Linked DNA regions of Mus musculus: region 1 is linked to region 2. Evidence: chromatin loops called from intact Hi-C (ENCODE). Cell type or tissue: heart. All regions are shown on one strand. Links, peaks and the distances in the headings refer to the core of each region. The heading gives the core; the rest is flanking DNA.

What was found. Hi-C counts contacts between places; a loop is a spot of excess contacts. Peaks named below come from ENCODE experiments on the same cell type or tissue, not always from the same donor. Only the 100,000 strongest peaks of a DNase experiment are listed, where the experiment ranks them.
Region 1: a loop joins it to region 2, with 1.8 times the contacts of the local background. A loop is called at or near these places in 7 of 42 quality-filtered maps.

What each region holds. Positions count from the first base shown.
Region 1 is chr11:30,194,637-30,202,970 of GRCm38, forward strand. The region is part of intron 1 of Sptbn1 (spectrin beta, non-erythrocytic 1); the gene reads right to left. Among named protein-coding and RNA genes, the nearest start is that of Sptbn1, 21 kb to the right of the region's middle. In heart, for the core only: a CTCF peak has its summit at 3,979; DNase peaks (open chromatin) are centred at 3,345 and 3,765; H3K4me3 peaks cover 3,069 bases; H3K27ac peaks cover 2,811 bases.
Region 2 is chr11:30,144,685-30,153,018 of GRCm38, forward strand. Sptbn1 (spectrin beta, non-erythrocytic 1) reads right to left here. Exons shown (of 35, transcript NM_175836.2): 4 at 6,872-6,963; 5 at 5,246-5,326; 6 at 4,816-4,931; 7 at 2,055-2,167; 8 at 1,145-1,332. Among named protein-coding and RNA genes, the nearest start is that of Sptbn1, 71 kb to the right of the region's middle. In heart, for the core only: CTCF peaks have their summits at 3,396 and 5,845; no DNase peak of the experiment used is centred there.

The DNA.
Region 1 (8,334 bases), core at 59-8,058, 50 kb after region 2:
CAACTACAGGGAAGGTATTGTGAACTTCTGTAATCACAGTTTTCTAAGCAGGAAGCTGAAACCAGTTGTTTCAACTTTCTTCGCTTATCTTAAAGTAAAAAAAGCAACAACAGAAAATGAATCCAACTTTATAAGACAGGGGTTGACCTGAATAATTTAATTTGACAGGTGGAAAAATGAAAGAAAGCTATGTACTGGTGGCTAAAGTCAGAGTTCAGAGATTGAAGACCCTGACCTCTCTTATTATGAACTTAGGAGTGATTAAAACAAGCTAACCAAAACCAGTATCTCTCAGTTCCTTAAGCCAATGAGATTCCCCCACCCCCACCCCGCCACTTACTCACTGGCCCATAAATCTCTACACACTATGTTATCTAAACAGACCAGGTTTCTCTTAATATCAGGTTTTGCTCAGCTGCTAGAAAAGCAAACTCCAACCAACTGCATCCAGCAACAAATATAGTAACATACTTCCATGAAATGAAAGCCCTTCCCAGACATATATACCAAGTATATAAATTCATAAGGGGGGCATTAAAAAAAAATCAACAAAACATCCCATACACTAGGTGACAAGAGCTAAGAAAGATTATTCCCCAGGCCTTCGAGCATGTATAAAATTATACCAGTACATAGAATTTATGTTATCAAAAATAACATTTACAAGAACTACAAGGATCAGAACAGCACACCAAGGATCAGGAGCTGAGAAAGGTTTTTATATAAACTCTCAGCTGGGCGTTGTGGCACAGGCTTTTAATCCCAGCACTTGGGAGGCAGAGGCAGGTGGATTTCTGAGTTTAAGGCCAGCCTGGTCTACAGAGTGAGTTCCAGGACAGCCAGGACTACCCAGGGAAACCCTGTCTCGAAAAAACAAACAAACAAACAAACAAAACCCCCAAACTCTCATCCTGTTTAAACCCCAATCTGTTTTTCTTCTCACTAGGACACTGTTGGAAGTTAGTGACCCTAATGTGACCCATCCTATTTGAAAGTTAATTCACCCTTTCTCAGTTCTTCAACACAGGTGGTTTTCTGTTATAGAAACACCAACAGTAAACTTATGCAACTCAAAACCACAGTATTTAAAAAGTCATCTGGAGCTAGAGCAAGTGACCGAGCTTACTTCTAAAAATTTGGTATATTTACTACACAACTTAATCCCCACCATTTTTAAAAGATAGTTCCTTGAGGAAAAAGAACATGAACTAAAATAGAGGGCATTCGTGTGATTTTTAAAAACCATTTCCTTGTCCAAAGAGGACAGTTAAGACATTTCCTGTGTATAAGCTCCACCCCAAGCAGTGAGCAACTTACAACTACACTTAAACCTTTTAGAATAACCCTTTTGTTATGGGTGGGTCAAACAGTGCGTTCCACACACATCCTCTTTATACTTTCTCTTACACAGGGTTTCTCTGTGTAGCCCTGGCTATCCTGGAACTCACTCTGGAGACCAGGCTGGCCTCAAACTCAGAAGTCCGCCTGCCTCTGCTTCCCAAGGGCTGGGATTAAAGGCGTGTCCCATCACTGCCAGGCTCTTTTTATACTTTCTACTGTTTGATTGTTTTTACTGACACTACACAGCATGGACAGGCTTGAAACAGTTTTCTGACTGAATCCTGTAAGTGCTTCTTCTCCTTAGAGAGCCCAGGCCAAGGAGAAAGGGGGCATTCTGAGTTCTTTTGATTCTACAAGTGTAGGGCTCCTCAAAGACCTAGAATATATGTTTTCTATTTCACTACTTGCAAGCTCACTCACCTAAATTTTCAAGAAAGCAAATTCCACTTTCAATGACTCAGAGATGCAACTAAAGACTTAGTTGATCTCCCAGTGCTAATGACCCACCTCTTAGCCAGACGCTGAAAGAATGCAGCAACATCTAGCAAATGTTTAAAAATCACATCCTGTTCTGCCTCATTTTCCAAAACAAGTCAATGTTGTCAAAATACTTTACAAGAAAAGTAAATCAATGAATGAAAGAGATCACCACTTTCCAATGAAAACATACGAGGACCAAGATGTTTCCTTCCATACCTCCTCATTTAGGACGGAGTTAAAATAAGAGACACACAGTCTTTGGATATTCTTTACAGTACTAGAGCTACTCCTACCTATTACCAGATTCTACAGGCTTCTAAGTGCAAGCTCTATTTTCAGCTAGAGACCTTTATTTTTTAGTCACGTATAGGCTGAGTGGCTGACCAAGGCATGCTGACTGGTCAGAAACAGCCCAGGGATACAAGCAGAAACAGCACACAACTGTTCCAGGAACCTGCTCTCCAGAAAAACATGTGCAGCAAAATACTGGATACCTTAAATCTTTGAGCCTGGCATAGACTCTAGAAAATGTCTGTAAGTGATCCAACTAATCCTACCCATAGCCCTGGAATGACAATAAGTGGCTTTTATTATAAATTACATAGCCCACCAAATTAATGGGAAAGCTGTCCTCCAACACAATACATCAAGAGTTAAAATTAGGCTTAGGAACTAAAACTAATTTATCAAGGACTTAGGAAGAAAAAGACCACTTCCTCCTCCCCTTTGCTATTGTTCTATTGGACTGGGTCTGGAGCAGTGTATTTTACACCTCTACGTGCTCCCAGAGGTAAGGGGCTGGGAGTTAAAGAGGCGGGCTGAAATAAAAGCATACTAATGGATCTATTAACATTAATCTCCTAGCATCCCGAATGGTGTGTGTGTGTTTCTCTCTCTCTCTCTCTCTCTCTCTCTCTCTCTCTCTCTCTCTCTGTGTGTGTGTGTGTGTGTGTGTGTGTGTGTGTGTGTGTGTGTGTGTGTGTGTGTGTACAACATACAACAGAAAGTAGGATACCTGACAACTAGAGCCTAGAACCAAAAGGTAGGTACTGGCGAGACTACAAATGGTGGCTAATCTAGAGCCTGGAGTAGTGTGAGCAACTGCCTCCTTTAATGCCTTAATTAGGTGCTCACAGTCAACCTGGGGCGGTGTGGCTGCTATCTTCACTAGGGTCGTGTACCGTATGGCAGAAATAAAGCTTCAAAAAGCTCCAGGATCCTGTCGGAACACCCGCAAGCAGGCCTGGCCCTTGGCAGCGGACTTACCTTGGAGCTGTTTGAATCTTCCTTCCAGTTGGTTGTAGTTGTAAGGCACCTGCCCGGTGTAGGCCGGCGACAGCGGCCCTGAAATGCTGGATGTCCTCTGCAACTCCATTATGCCCAACCTTAGGCCCAGGCCAGTTGCACCGTAGGATTCCCGCTCCAGCCCCTTCCTACCCCCATCCAACTCCAAGCAGCTTCCGCGGCTCTGCTCCCGCCCAGGCGAAAGGGCTGGACCTCAAGCCAGTCGCATTCCGGTCGGGTCGGAAATAGGTGCAGGGTGATCTGATAGGAAGTTGGCTGCAGAGTCCAACCTAGCCTGGTGGAGTTACCACCCCGGCATCTAATCCCCTGTGGATTTCCTTCCTTGTGTGGCCCTTGCCTGGAAGCTAGAAATAAATTACCCGGGAGGGAGGAGGGAAGGAGGAAAAGGAGGAAGGACGCAGGATCCTATTGGAAAATATTTTAAATATGGCCAACTCTAAGCACGCTGTGCTCCAGCTCACAGAGCAGCGCACACCTACTGCCTGCAAGCCCCCACCCCCCTTGCCGGTTTGTAATTTAATCGGGAGCTGCGGTGAGCTGCGCTGTGATGTCACCTGATTAGCATAACAGCATTGTGACGGAAACGCCGGCCGAACCACGCGGAAGGGCGTTCGCAGGCCAACCTTGCAGACCCTAACCCGCGCACGGTCAGGTCCCACAAAGCTGCTGGAATTACAATGTTCAGTTGGGCGGCCCCGCCTAACAGAAAAGTATCCGATTACGATTACTATCACTCGAAAAGGGGTGCAGGGCCCAGAGGCGGGTCAGAGCCCGCTGATCAAGCCGCCTTGTACCTGGGCGCAGGCAGCCACTGCGCGGGCGCCAACTGCAAGCACAGCCCAACCCGGCGCCACCTTAAGTCAAAGTCAGTCTAGGCACCCTGTAGGGTACAGCCCACAGAAATGAGAACGAGGCCCTCTGAAGAACCTTCTCAGCAGACAGTCTGCCATAACTGCATTTCTGAGGTGATGAACCCCGTTAGTTAACTCCATGAAAGGAAGATTTATCAGAGTACTGTGGTGCAAGGCATTGTGGGAGGAAGGATTACTGGTCTTAAGAACTTTACATTCCTGTGGAAAAGAACAGCAATCACCTTCAAAACTTATCTTTGATTTGTTTACTGATGCCTCTCAAGTTTTGGTTCTCTCTAGTTGCTACTCTCACCTCCTTCTACCAAAAAGAAATCCTATGTAGAAAATGATGTGACCAAAATATATCCGTGGGGAATAATTGACCCTGGTCCTATCCTCTTCCTACTTTTCCCCCTCACTACAACTGGCAGGTCTGTAATAAACTTGGCACTTCCAGCTTGGAACCCTGCAGCCATCACTACAGAAGGTAATTTCAGTGTGGTAATGCTTAGGTCTGTGGAGACAGGAAGACTAATCAGTGAGGCTAACCTGGTCTGTGCGTAACAAGTTCCAGATCACCAGCTCTATTCTGCAAGGTTCTAATTCAAAATCCTCCCTAAAGGATTCCAGTGTGCACTGAAGGGGAGGTGGGGGCAGGCCAGGGCCAGAGATAACGCAAGGACTGTTAGCCGTTCATCCCTCAAGAACCTCAGCTCCTGTCCTAATGTCTACATTGTCAATTTTTGGCTCCCAAGTCAGGCCCAACCAAAAGACATTTTTACATCCATGATGGAGAACATATTCTAAAGCCCTCCTGTGTCTGCCAAGCTAGCAAGACCATGAAATGCTAGGTCTTAGAAGACACACTTGGTCTAGGATTCTCAAAACCTAATTTTGGAGATAGCCAAGCAAGCTTCCTCATTCCATGGCCTTAAGAAAAACCCTGGACTCTCAACCTTGGCTGTTAATACTGAGAAATAATACCTATCTCTACAAAACCACTAAAGTTGGATGTGAAAGTGCTCATACTGTTCCAAGCTCATCTCTCCTTACATTCTGTCGCCCATCACAACAAGACTACAAAGCATCATGGGTAATTATTTCAAAGGGGGATCTTTTTAACAGACCCTACTTCACTGTTAAATATGCCAATGATGTGGTGAGTCCCTCTCTGAATATCCAGTTATAGCACAGAAAACAAGATTGCAAAGTTATCTACCATCCAACTATTTTTTTAAATTTTTTTACGCCACTCAGTTATCATCCTTTTCAGCTCTCATTGGGAATATATATTAAACAAGCTTTCCAATTAGCCAGGTTCTATACAGTGTAATGGAAAGATGAGAACTAGTATAGCCACACTCAAACCTTAAAAGCATAGACTGAAAAACCATAGAGCAATGAATGCATTGAGGCTGAAGAAGGGTTTAGCAACTCACAGAAACATCCATTTGGTGGCATGGGGCCAAGTAAAAATGGGAGGCAACTCTGAAAGCCCTCCTGACCTAACTCAGTAGCTGGGAAAAGGTAGAATATAGCCAGTTTGGACTATACTGCACACACTGCTGTTTTAGAGGATTTGAGGAAAACTAGAGAGTTCCTAGACAAAGGGTATGGGACAAATTATAGACAAACAGTCAAATACTCAGAAAACACAAAGATTTCAGAGAACAAGGAGGCCACACCTAGCTAAGAAGGGTCAGAACCCTAGGGAAACGCTGACACCCAGACTGGTTCCGGAAACACAGACAACCAGTACGTTGGAGAGAAGATGAAGCTTCTTCATGTCACCACCAAAGGAGCAGAACAGACAATGTGACAGGCTAGCTGCACCACAAAGAAACTGACATTTTGGGAGAGAAGCATGAAAGCAAGCTAGAATCAAGCATGGGCTTGGAAAATTTTGAGCCAGAGGAGAACAGAGTCTAGCAGTGATTAACCTGGCAGATAGGAGAGACTGAAGGCAGCTAGTCACCTGAGAGATCATTGCAACTGTCCAGGTCAAAGGGCCCATTAGGGTGTGGCAATAGGATTAGAAAGGAATGGACTGATGTAAGAGTTCACCTGCAGAACTTTGGTTACTAATCAGATACAAGACCATCAGAGGACAGTCAAGAAAGACTGGCATTAGAGCTGGCTAGGGGGTATAAAGAAGGAATGATGAGCATTCTCTTCTGACCTTTGTCTGACTCTTTGTCACCAGGTGATACATCCATAGTGGTCAGGAATGGAGAAGAGAAGTCAAAGCTGAAGACTGACTCTGGAGCACAAGGGCAAGAGTAGATTTAGTGGAGTTACATCTAGGAAGGGGGGAATAAGGCAAGCAGCTAAGCAGGGATCTGGGGGAAATATGGCCTTAGGAAAGAAAACAGTGGAGGGCTGTAGGTATAGCTCAATGGTACTAGAACTTACCCCCAAGACAGCCAAAACTGAAGAGAAAAACACCAAGGAATGAAAATACAATGAAGAAGGGAGGACACCCAAGGAGGAATAGAGACAGACAGCATCAAATGCTGCAAAAGGGACTTAAGGGAGACAGTATGCCAGGGGTGGATTAAAGCAATGGATCCAAACCAGCAAAAGCCAGGTTACCGGAATGAACAGAGAAAGGGGTGATGGAGACATGTGAATGGAGCCAGGAGAAGAGATTCTGAGTAGGGCCCAGTCAAGCCTGATGTCTGTGCTCACATTTCAGCTAGTCCTAAGTTGGCATAGGTAGGAAGGGAAAGGTGAGTGAATAGCTCAAGGTTGAGCCATCAGCCTTAGCCAAGAGGAGGCACACCCTTGGTCAGGTAATGATGAAGGAGTTCTGAAGAACCACCACATTTAAGGGAGCTTAGTTGTACCTGAATAAAACAAAAGGTTCCAGAGTCTTGCCCTCAGTCTTATTTATAGTTACCTCAGAATTAGAATCTCCAAGACCCTAACCAATTGCAGGAAAATGTGAATGTCCATGGGAGTGTTAAAGGAAAGTTTTCAGCGTGTTTAACCAGCTTTCTGTAGTAACAGACTGTGCAATTTTAATTTTCCCCGTTTTTTTTTTCTCATCTAAAAACTGCCATTGCTCACCCAAGTAGGGGGCCAACTGATAAACGGTTGTGCCTGTTTTCTAACTGCAGCCAGATTCCAAGGTGAAATACAAACAGACATGGTTGGCAAGGAAGCTACAGGAACAAAACAACTGAAGCCCATACAGGCTGCATCTGTGATACAAGAAACAACCAGGTTCCTGTAGTGATCTGTAGACAGAAGCAATTAGAAGCAACAGAGGATGGTAGAAGAACAGAATATTTGGTGCATAGGCTCATCCTAACATCCAAGTACCATCAAGAAACTTCATAATTTTATGTATTGGCTTCTAACTTTCTCAGGGCCTTATAGTCCTTGTCCATAAACCAAGCAGGTTGGAATCTATAGTCATGTAATTTTCCATATATCCTAAAAGTATTCATCTGTGACATGAGTGTCCCAAGCTGGGGTTTCATTTTTTATAACTTTACTCTCAATTATCAGTCTTCACATACCATTGTATGTGAATGGTCATTGTGGTGGTTTAAATGAGAACAGCCTCTATATAGGCTCATAGATTTGAATGCTTGGTCCCCAGTTGGTGGAACTGTTTGGGAAGGATTATGAGGTGTGACTTGTTGGAAGTGGTGTGACACTGGAGGTGGGCTTTCAAAACCCAAGCCATTCTAGTTACATCTATCTCTATGCTTTGTGCTTGTGTATCAGATGTGAGCTCCCAGCTACTGTTCTAGTGCCCTGCCCGCCTGCTGCCATGTTCCCTCCCTCCCATGATGGTTATGCATTCACCCTCTAGAACTGTCTGCTCCAACACACTCTTTCTTCTCTATGTTTCCTTGGTCATGGTGTCTCTTCATAACAATAAAAAAGTAGCTAAGAAGGTCATAAAGTCACCATCATACATGTAGATTACAGTAAGTTCTCATTAGCTAGTGTGTGATGCTCACCTTTAGTACTGCACTAAGGAAGCAGAGGCAAGTAGATTTCTGAGGGACTGAGGCTGTCCTGGTCTACACAGAGTTTCGAGATCAGCCAAGGTGACATAGTGAGACCCTGTCTCAAGAACTGAAAAAAAAGTTTCACATAAATTTTCTCAGGTGACCAACCCCATGATGTTGTCTCAAGTGTGCTCACAAGGCATGTGCTTTCCTTACCCGTGACTCTATTGCTAGCAGAGAGTAGCAGAACCAACTAGTTCATCCCCAAACTGACCGAGTCCAGTATAGCCTCCAACTTCTCCAGTATTCTTAGAGTCTATTTAGTCGTCTACTAAGCAGTGATTTTTAAAGCTTTTTAGAAAAAGCTTTTTTTTTTTTAACTCCATCAAGGT
Region 2 (8,334 bases), core at 302-8,301:
ACAACAGGAGGACTTGTACTCAAGGGTCTCAGCATTAGGAAGGATGAGAACTACTGTCCTGGGCAATGGACTTAATTCAGAAAGGTGGATGAACAAGCCAGCAAATGTCTAATCTAAATTTTCAGTTGGTTTCAAAGACCTCCCTCACCAAAGAATTTACAACTGAATTTTCACAAGAAATGAAAGGACTTACTTTGGAAGTATAGTAAACAAGGAAAAAAGTCCATAATTCTTACTTAATAATTATTTTAAAATACTAAACTCAAAAATTAAATTAGGGGGTTGGAGAGACGGTTTAACATGTCCGGGCTGTACAAGTGTAAGGAGTACAGATAGATCTCTAGCACCAGCATTAAAAGCTGCCGCAACTATGCTGGTGATAGTGGGAGGATGACTGCTAGCACTTTCAGGTGTGTCGAGAGAGCCTGTCTCAAGTTAGTAAGGACACCAGACACACTTCTCTGGTCTCTGAGCTTGAACACAGTTGTGCATTTCCAAACATATACAGGTGCATACATCACATACATTTGAAGAAAAGAAAAAAAAATTACCTTTCTTAGGTAGCAAAACTCTATCTCAACTGATAGGCAATGATTAACTGTCTTTACCTAACACAGTATTAATGTCAGCATATGCTTGATTACAGGATATTTTATCGGATCTGTCCAGGGTCTTATAACATATACTATGTATCAATATATACCCTAACTTTTCTTCTATTTTTCTTTTGAGGAATGCTCCTGCAATGTAGTCTGAATTAATCCTGAACTCAGGATCGTCCTGAAGTGCCCCAAGTATTGCAATTTCAGGTGTGTGCTACCACACCTGGCTGGCTTCACTGTGTTGCTTTTCTAGAATCTACAGAGCACTGCATGCCAGGGCTTTGAGAAGGGACTGAGGACCTGTGTTCTTCTTCGGCTCACACATATCCTGAATGTCAACGGTCCAGTCTACTAGATAGGGCTCAGGGGAATCATGGTGTGTAACAAGTCTCAGCAACTACAAATCAGGCAAGAAGGAAAACAGGCTACTAGGAGGGACACTGAGTTAACAGTGGAAATCGCCAACGTTACAAACAGGTGTCTTTGGGCTGCTGCACGTCTGCTCCCATACTAACGACCATACATTACACGCTGCCTCTTACTTAGGTGGTTTCTCCACTGTGCGGTACGTGTTGAATGCCTGGAGCTGCTGCTGGACCCCAACCAGTGAATTAGCAAATTTGCGGTTGTTTAGGATGATGATGGTTTGTTCAATCCACTCCAGAAGGTCAGAAGCAAGTGACTCGTACTTCTCAATCATTTTCTCTGTTTCTATAGCATTATCAAGCACCTGAAAGGAAGGGTTAGAAAACCAATACCCAGGTGTCACCAGTCAAGGAACACATGCTACTAACATATTCATTCTCTCTCTCTCTCTCTCTCTCTCTCTCTCTATCTCTCTCTCTCTCTCACACACACACACACACACACACACACACGAGCAATGGCCAGCTTTTCTGTGGTTCTGTTTCTTGACAGAGCATTTTAACTTAAGTGCAAAAAGGCATGCAATCTAGGCCTATTACCTGTGAGCAGTGGCAGCCTAACTCAACTGGAACTGGTTCTGAAGCCACCCAACCCCCCCAGGATAAGACTATGATGGTTTCTGTAATTGCTACAAAAGCAAAAAGATTTCTGGATTGGGGGACAGGGAACAAAACAAAACAAGCAAAAACAAGCCAGTGAACTCTGCCTACATGAGATGAAGAAGTCCTAAGTCTAAGGCTTTTAAAAATCATGGTCTGTAGGATTTCCTGACCAGGGTGAAGCCAATTTAGTTAGATTTTAAACAGTGGATTTCCAGTGAAGGATGACAGGAGGCTTGTGTCTGAGATCTCTTCTCAGTTCCTTTCCAGAGATCCCCACCATCATTCTGCTTCTCACTACCTTTGGGAAGACAATGGTTCTACTACTATTAAGTACTGCTTGCTACTGGCCAAAGTGGAGCCCATAGAAGAACAAGGGCTCAGAAGCAGTGCAGGAGGTGTGCTCTGATGTGTGTAAGGAGCTCACCTTTCCAATGCGCTTTCCTTCGACAGCCAAGGCCTTCATCTTGGAGAAGTAGTGGTAGTAAGTCACCACGTATGTGATGATAGACTTCTCATCAGGGTGGTCCACACTGATATCTGTAACCAGAGGGGTTCAGTCAGAGTGCTACACGTCATGCCGCCGCCAGGGCAGCAAAAGCAGCTACGACATCCAGCATCCCTTAACCATCCAGCAACTCCTTAGTGTTTGAAAATTCTGCCATCACACAGTTAATTCCCCAACAGGGAAGACAGCACACCAGATTCATTTAGCACATGGATATCCACAAATGCCTCTGCAGAAGGCCAGCTTGTTTCCTCACCTTATTCTCAACCCCTAAAACCAAACTGGGCTGTGGTCAGACACCACAGCTCAGCCCATGGCACACACATCTTGGGACAACTTTTGTCTCCTTTTACCTGAATCCAGGTAGTGACAGATTTTAATGTCACACTCTCCTGTTCACATAAACAAACTTAAAACAATGGCTTCCTCAATGGGATTCTCTGTTGCCCCACTCAACCCAGGCTGGCCCTCAGAAGCATGAACACAAAATGCCCTTTAGCGTGAGCACAGTTCCTTCAGTTCTTTTATCAGGCTTTTTCTAAGTGCCATGCGTTATTCCAGATGTTTCTAATTCCATAGGAGGATATGCTTCTTCACTCATATATGCCCTGTATGTCCAATACTTCCATATTCCTTACAACCAGCCTTTGCCTGAAAGGGCCTTCTCCCACTCACATTTACTACTGGCTCAAAAGGAGCAGCTCAAGAGCTACAACCCCAATACATGCACTTCTTATTCCTGTAGTTAAATTACTTTCTTCTTCCTGCCTTGGGACTCTGTATAAATGGATACATAGTCTACTTTCTGCAAGATATAATTTACTCATATGTTTTTGCTTTTAAGCCTTAATCCTAAAGGGTCAAGACTCTATTGTAGGATTCCTATACCACTCCACCTTCCAAATTCCTGAAGGTAGAGGGACAGTGTGTATTCAGTGAATCAAGTAAATGAAAATGACACGTCTTGGGAGTGGAAATGTTCAGAGAAACACTCAGCCAGGAACAGATTAAAATTAACACACACACAAGTTTCCTATCTGTCAGGTTCGTTTTTCAATACATTTCATACACAACCTTATTTCTATTCTGTAAATAGTACAGTGTGGAGGAAAACAGTTTCTTTAATTTTAAACATGAAAACTCTAGGGCACAGGATAGAATACTCCCAGCCCCACTTGTTGTCAAGGTAGCAATGGGACCAAGAGTCCAACTGCAGTTGCTTTTGCTAGTGCACAGTCCTCCGTCCTCATCCTCATCAATGTCCACAAGAGGGGGTTTGAAGAGAGAGAGACAGACAGACAGACAGAGAGTGCTGCATCTAATTTAGCAAGCACAAAATATTGATATTTCTGGAGTAATAGAAGGCAAAAATTTCCAAGTTAATCAATGAATACATTTCAACTGGTATCCTTTGGAATACTGGACAACTAGTGATTAAGGTTAAAACCATAGGAAACAAGACATTAAATGCTATTTTTAGCTCCAGTCTTGTGATCTGAGAAATATCAGTCTCCCTTTTATGCTCACTAAAGATCAGAAAAATTAATGAATGGTATTAATAAAAAGTCTGTGTATTAGGAAAAGGAGAAAGAATTTTTGTCTAGCAAAGGGCTAGACCTAAGGAACACCACTGATGGTGAGGAAGGAGTTAATTAAACATGAAGACTGATCACAGCTCAAGGAATTTTAGCTTTTTTTTTATATCAAAAAACCACTTAATGGGTTAGCCTAAGATAATTGTATCTTGGCTTCCTGTAATCATATGCACTGGAGAACAGCAAAAACTAGCTTGGCAGTCACATGACCTCAAGATGCCCTTGGGGAGATCAACTTCCTCTTCTAGATTTATAAGAACTTTAAACTTTCACACACATACATTTCTATCTCTAATATTTGCTTACAGCTGGGAGGATCTCTAAGCCTCTAGCATTATAAACTAAATAATCCCTTTATGATTTAAATATTTCTCAAAATTAGAAAAAGTTCTTCTGAAATCCCACATTGTAACGGGACCTAGATGAGGATATATATATATATATAGGCTGTTCCAGAGAGGACAGCTTAGTCATCTGCAGACAAGCTTTGGCTTCTGCAGAGACCCAGAGATCCTAGCAATCAGCTCCACATAGATGAGATACAGTCTATCATAAGAAAACTGTGCCTCTGTTTCATCCATTCACATTCTCTTCTTTAAGCTCCAGCATCCTAAGAATGCCCTTGACCTCAACTCACCCTCAGCAGACCCACCCTCATGAACATCAGTCACAGGCGTTCACTGGGTGCTAGGCTAGGCTTCCCAGTAAGCACAGGTGCTGAGAACCTCAGTGACACCCACTGCCTGCTAAACAGCCTCAAAGCGTTCGCTTCCAGCCTGCAGAGGGACGGCCACCCTCCCCCTAGGGTTATTCTTTACACCACTCCCACAGAGTCCCTCAATGCTTTTCTGGCTTTTTACCTTTGCGTCCTCTCTCACACACCCATCCTCAAAGTCTGGCCAAACGTAACTCATTCTATAAATCCTCAACTGTTGCCATAACTGGAATTTTAAATGATCCTTCTACCCTTTCTTTTGATAATTCTCAAGGCATGCTGTACACACAGAGCACCTTTGTACAACACAAAGAAGACTTTACATGCTAGAGATGTTCCAAGTCCCACCTTTCATATCTCGGATCCTTACCTTCAGGGTCTAACAGTTTAGTGAGGCCAAGGTGCTGCTCTGCCAGGTTAAATGCATTCTGCAGATTGTAGTGTGCATTAGATTTCTTCAGTTTATCAAAATCTATCAGGTCAGGCCTATACAGAATGACAGTGGAACATAAACATTATGCCTTGGAAACAAATCAAGTGTCTAATGAGGCATGATAACTGCTCCAGAGAATGTTAAAATAATAGCATAGTGGAGTAAAATTACAGTATTATATAATCATCAAACAATGATACATGGTTTTTGAATAATGAACTCACACATTCTCCCTAATATGAATGCAGGAATTTCCACTATGGTACAATATCCAACCCACAGACAGGAGATACCACAACTAATCCAGATCTGCCACAGAAAATGGTACTGTATCTTTCTACCTTTACCATGATTTCTTCAGACTTACCGATGTTTATGTATCAGTGCATTGAAGGCCATGCCATCCCTCCAGCTAGTGGTGAAATTGTGAATGTTGACATTGGGGTACCTGTCAAAGACAGACCACAAAAGCAAAACAACAATTACCAAATAAAGGTTTATGCCTTGGTAAATGCTAAAAAAAAAAAAAAAAAAAAAAAAGAAAAAAAGCCTGTGTTCATGTTCACTGTAAACTCAAGGTCATGTCTCAATAATGACAATTTTGTCTGAGCATGTGTCCCGTTAAGATCAGGTTGCTTGAAATAAAAATAAAATAGATAGCTGTATTTCTTCACAAGTGCTTGGTAATTCAATTCCATGAGATGTGAACTGAATCCCCTTAACCTGCTGTGACATCTCACCAGCCCCAAGGTAAGGTAGTTTTAAGAGTAACACACTAATTAACCTGACAAGGAACTGATTCTCATTAAGAGCCAAGGACTCTGAAATAATTTCATCAGCACTTTACAGGATTTAAAAATATGTATTTTATTCAATTTTATTTATGTATGTGTGTGTTTTGTGTAAGTTTATGAGCACCATGTGCATGAAGGGGCCCACAGACTCCTGAGGGAACAGGAGTTCCAGCAGTTGTGAGCCACCGGGGTGGGTGTTGGACAACAGAACCTGGGTTCTCCAGGAAAGCAGTGAGAGCTGAAAACTGAGCCATGTTACACGTTTAGTATAGCTGAATTCACACAATGTCAGTAAGCAGCAATAAGTTGCAGTTGTGTAAAAGTATCTCCAAATTGGGTTTTAGTGAAAGCATACAAGGAAAACCAGGACAGGCTTACGTAATAACTGCTTCTAAGTTTGCTGTGTAAAGTTTACCAAATGGCAGAAATTAAAAGGAGAAAACTCCCAAATGCATTTAAAAAATATGTGGGTTTGCTTCTTAGAAATGCTCTAAAAGGGCTGGCGAGATGGCTCAGCAGGTAAGAGGACTGACTGCTCTTCCCAAGGTCCTGTGTTCAAATCCCAGCAACCACATGGTGGCTCACAACCACCCGTAATGAGATCCGATGTCCTCTTCTGGTGCGTTTGAAGTTAGCGACAGTGTATTTATATATAATAATAAATTGGGCCGGAGCTAGCAGGAACTGAGTGAACAGGGCCGACCGAGCAAGTGGGGTTGACCAGAGGGAGCAGAGGTCCTAAAAATTCAATACCACATGAAGGCTCACAACCATCTGTACAGCTACAGTGTATGCACATACATAAAATAAATAAATAAATCTTTAAAAAAAGAAAACAAAAAGGCTTATAAGGTATTAATAATAAAATTAAAAAATTAAAAAAAAAGAAATGCTTCAAGAATTTTATAATTTAAGATCTAATTGTCCGTGGAGCTTTCCGATAAAGAGAATGCAGCCGTTAAGGAAATAAGATCTGTTCCAAGTATAAATCACACCTCTTTCCACTCTGACAGCCAGTTCTGAAATGTCACATACCAACTGTTTATGTGGTAACAAGACATCTCAGTGGAAGCTATGAAAAGACACTTGTCAGCACCTTCGCAGTGATGCGACAGGGAACTTAATCCTGGAGGATTCCTAGTGCTGGAATCCTGTGTTTAATCCTGGAGATGCCTTGTGTCCTTCCAGTGCACACTCACCCAGCTGTCTTCATCTGGCACCACAGCAGCAATGCATCCTTAGCAGACTTTTTCTCTTTGTTATCTTCAGTCTCCACACTAATATCCTGGATCTAAAGTTTAAGAAGAAATATTAGGCAATCACCCAACTGCTGTATAAGCCTGAGAGCCACTGCAAAACAGGTCTGCATTTATATGAAATAGATCGAAGTCTTGCCCTGCACGTTATCTGCTCTCCATGTCAGTAAGAACTGTCAGGCTCACCTCGGACCTTCCAGAACTAGGTTTCTTATTCTACACACAAAGCCAGGGGGATGACCTGTTCCACGAGTGCCTCCGTAGCACCTATGAAGAGGCCATGTATGGCCCCTGGGGCCCATATCTTTGAAACTACAAGCTAGTGGGTGGTTTCTCATAGAAACCAGAAAAGTATTTTGCTGAAGGCACGGTATGTATCATTTCCTATAAGATAGACAGAACCTGTTAAATGCTATGCTTCCACGCTCTCTATTTTGTAAGTTCACAAGTTCAACATTAGACATTGTGATGGTTGTATATGCTTGGTGTGTCACTGTGGGTGTGGGCTCTAAGACCCTCATCCTAGCTGCCTGGAAGCCAGTCTTCTGCTAGCAGCCTTCAGATGAAGGTGTAGAACTCTTAGCTCCTCCTGCACCATGCCTGCTTAGATGCTGCCATGTTCCTGCCTTGATGATAACAGACTGAACCTTTGAACCTGTAAGCAAGCCCCAATTAAATGTTGGCCTTATATAAGAGCAGCCCCGGTCATGGTGTCTGTTCATAGCAGTAAAATCCTAAACAAAAAGTCTGATCTAATGGTACCAGAGTTAAGCTAAATGACTTCTTTTTTTTCTCCCTCCCTTCTTTTGGTCAGACTAAATGTGTTCTCTCTGCTTCCCCCCCCCCCCCCCATTGTGTATCTGTGCATAACAGCATGTGCATATCACAGAACACATATGAAAGAAGTCAAAGGACAACATGTGGAAGTTAGTTTCTTCCTTTCACCACATGGGAAGGACCACTGGGCCCTGAAGGGGTCCTCTTTCCTACCTGAGCACCTCAGCTTTTCCATCTCAGGGAAGGCAACAGTGGCTACCTCACAGCACTACTGTGGTTAGTTGGTTGACTGTTCTTTCCTTGCTGCTGCTGTTTTTAGATGGGATCTCAAGCTGGCTTCAAATTATGCACTGGAAAACTACCTTGAATGAGTAACTCCAATCCTCCTGCCTCTATCGCCCAAATGCCAGGATTACAGGAATGTTCTACCATGCCCACTAAAAATGTTAGTTCTTGGGGTTAGGAGACACCATCAGTTATATGATTTTAGATAAATGTTCCTAACTGTAGTCTGTGTTCTTGCCCCTTTTAACTAAATTTGGGACAAGAGGTGAGAATACAACCAATGACTCAGTAAAATAAATGTAGTAAAAGAAACTGCACAACGCCAGCTATAATACCAGCAGCCT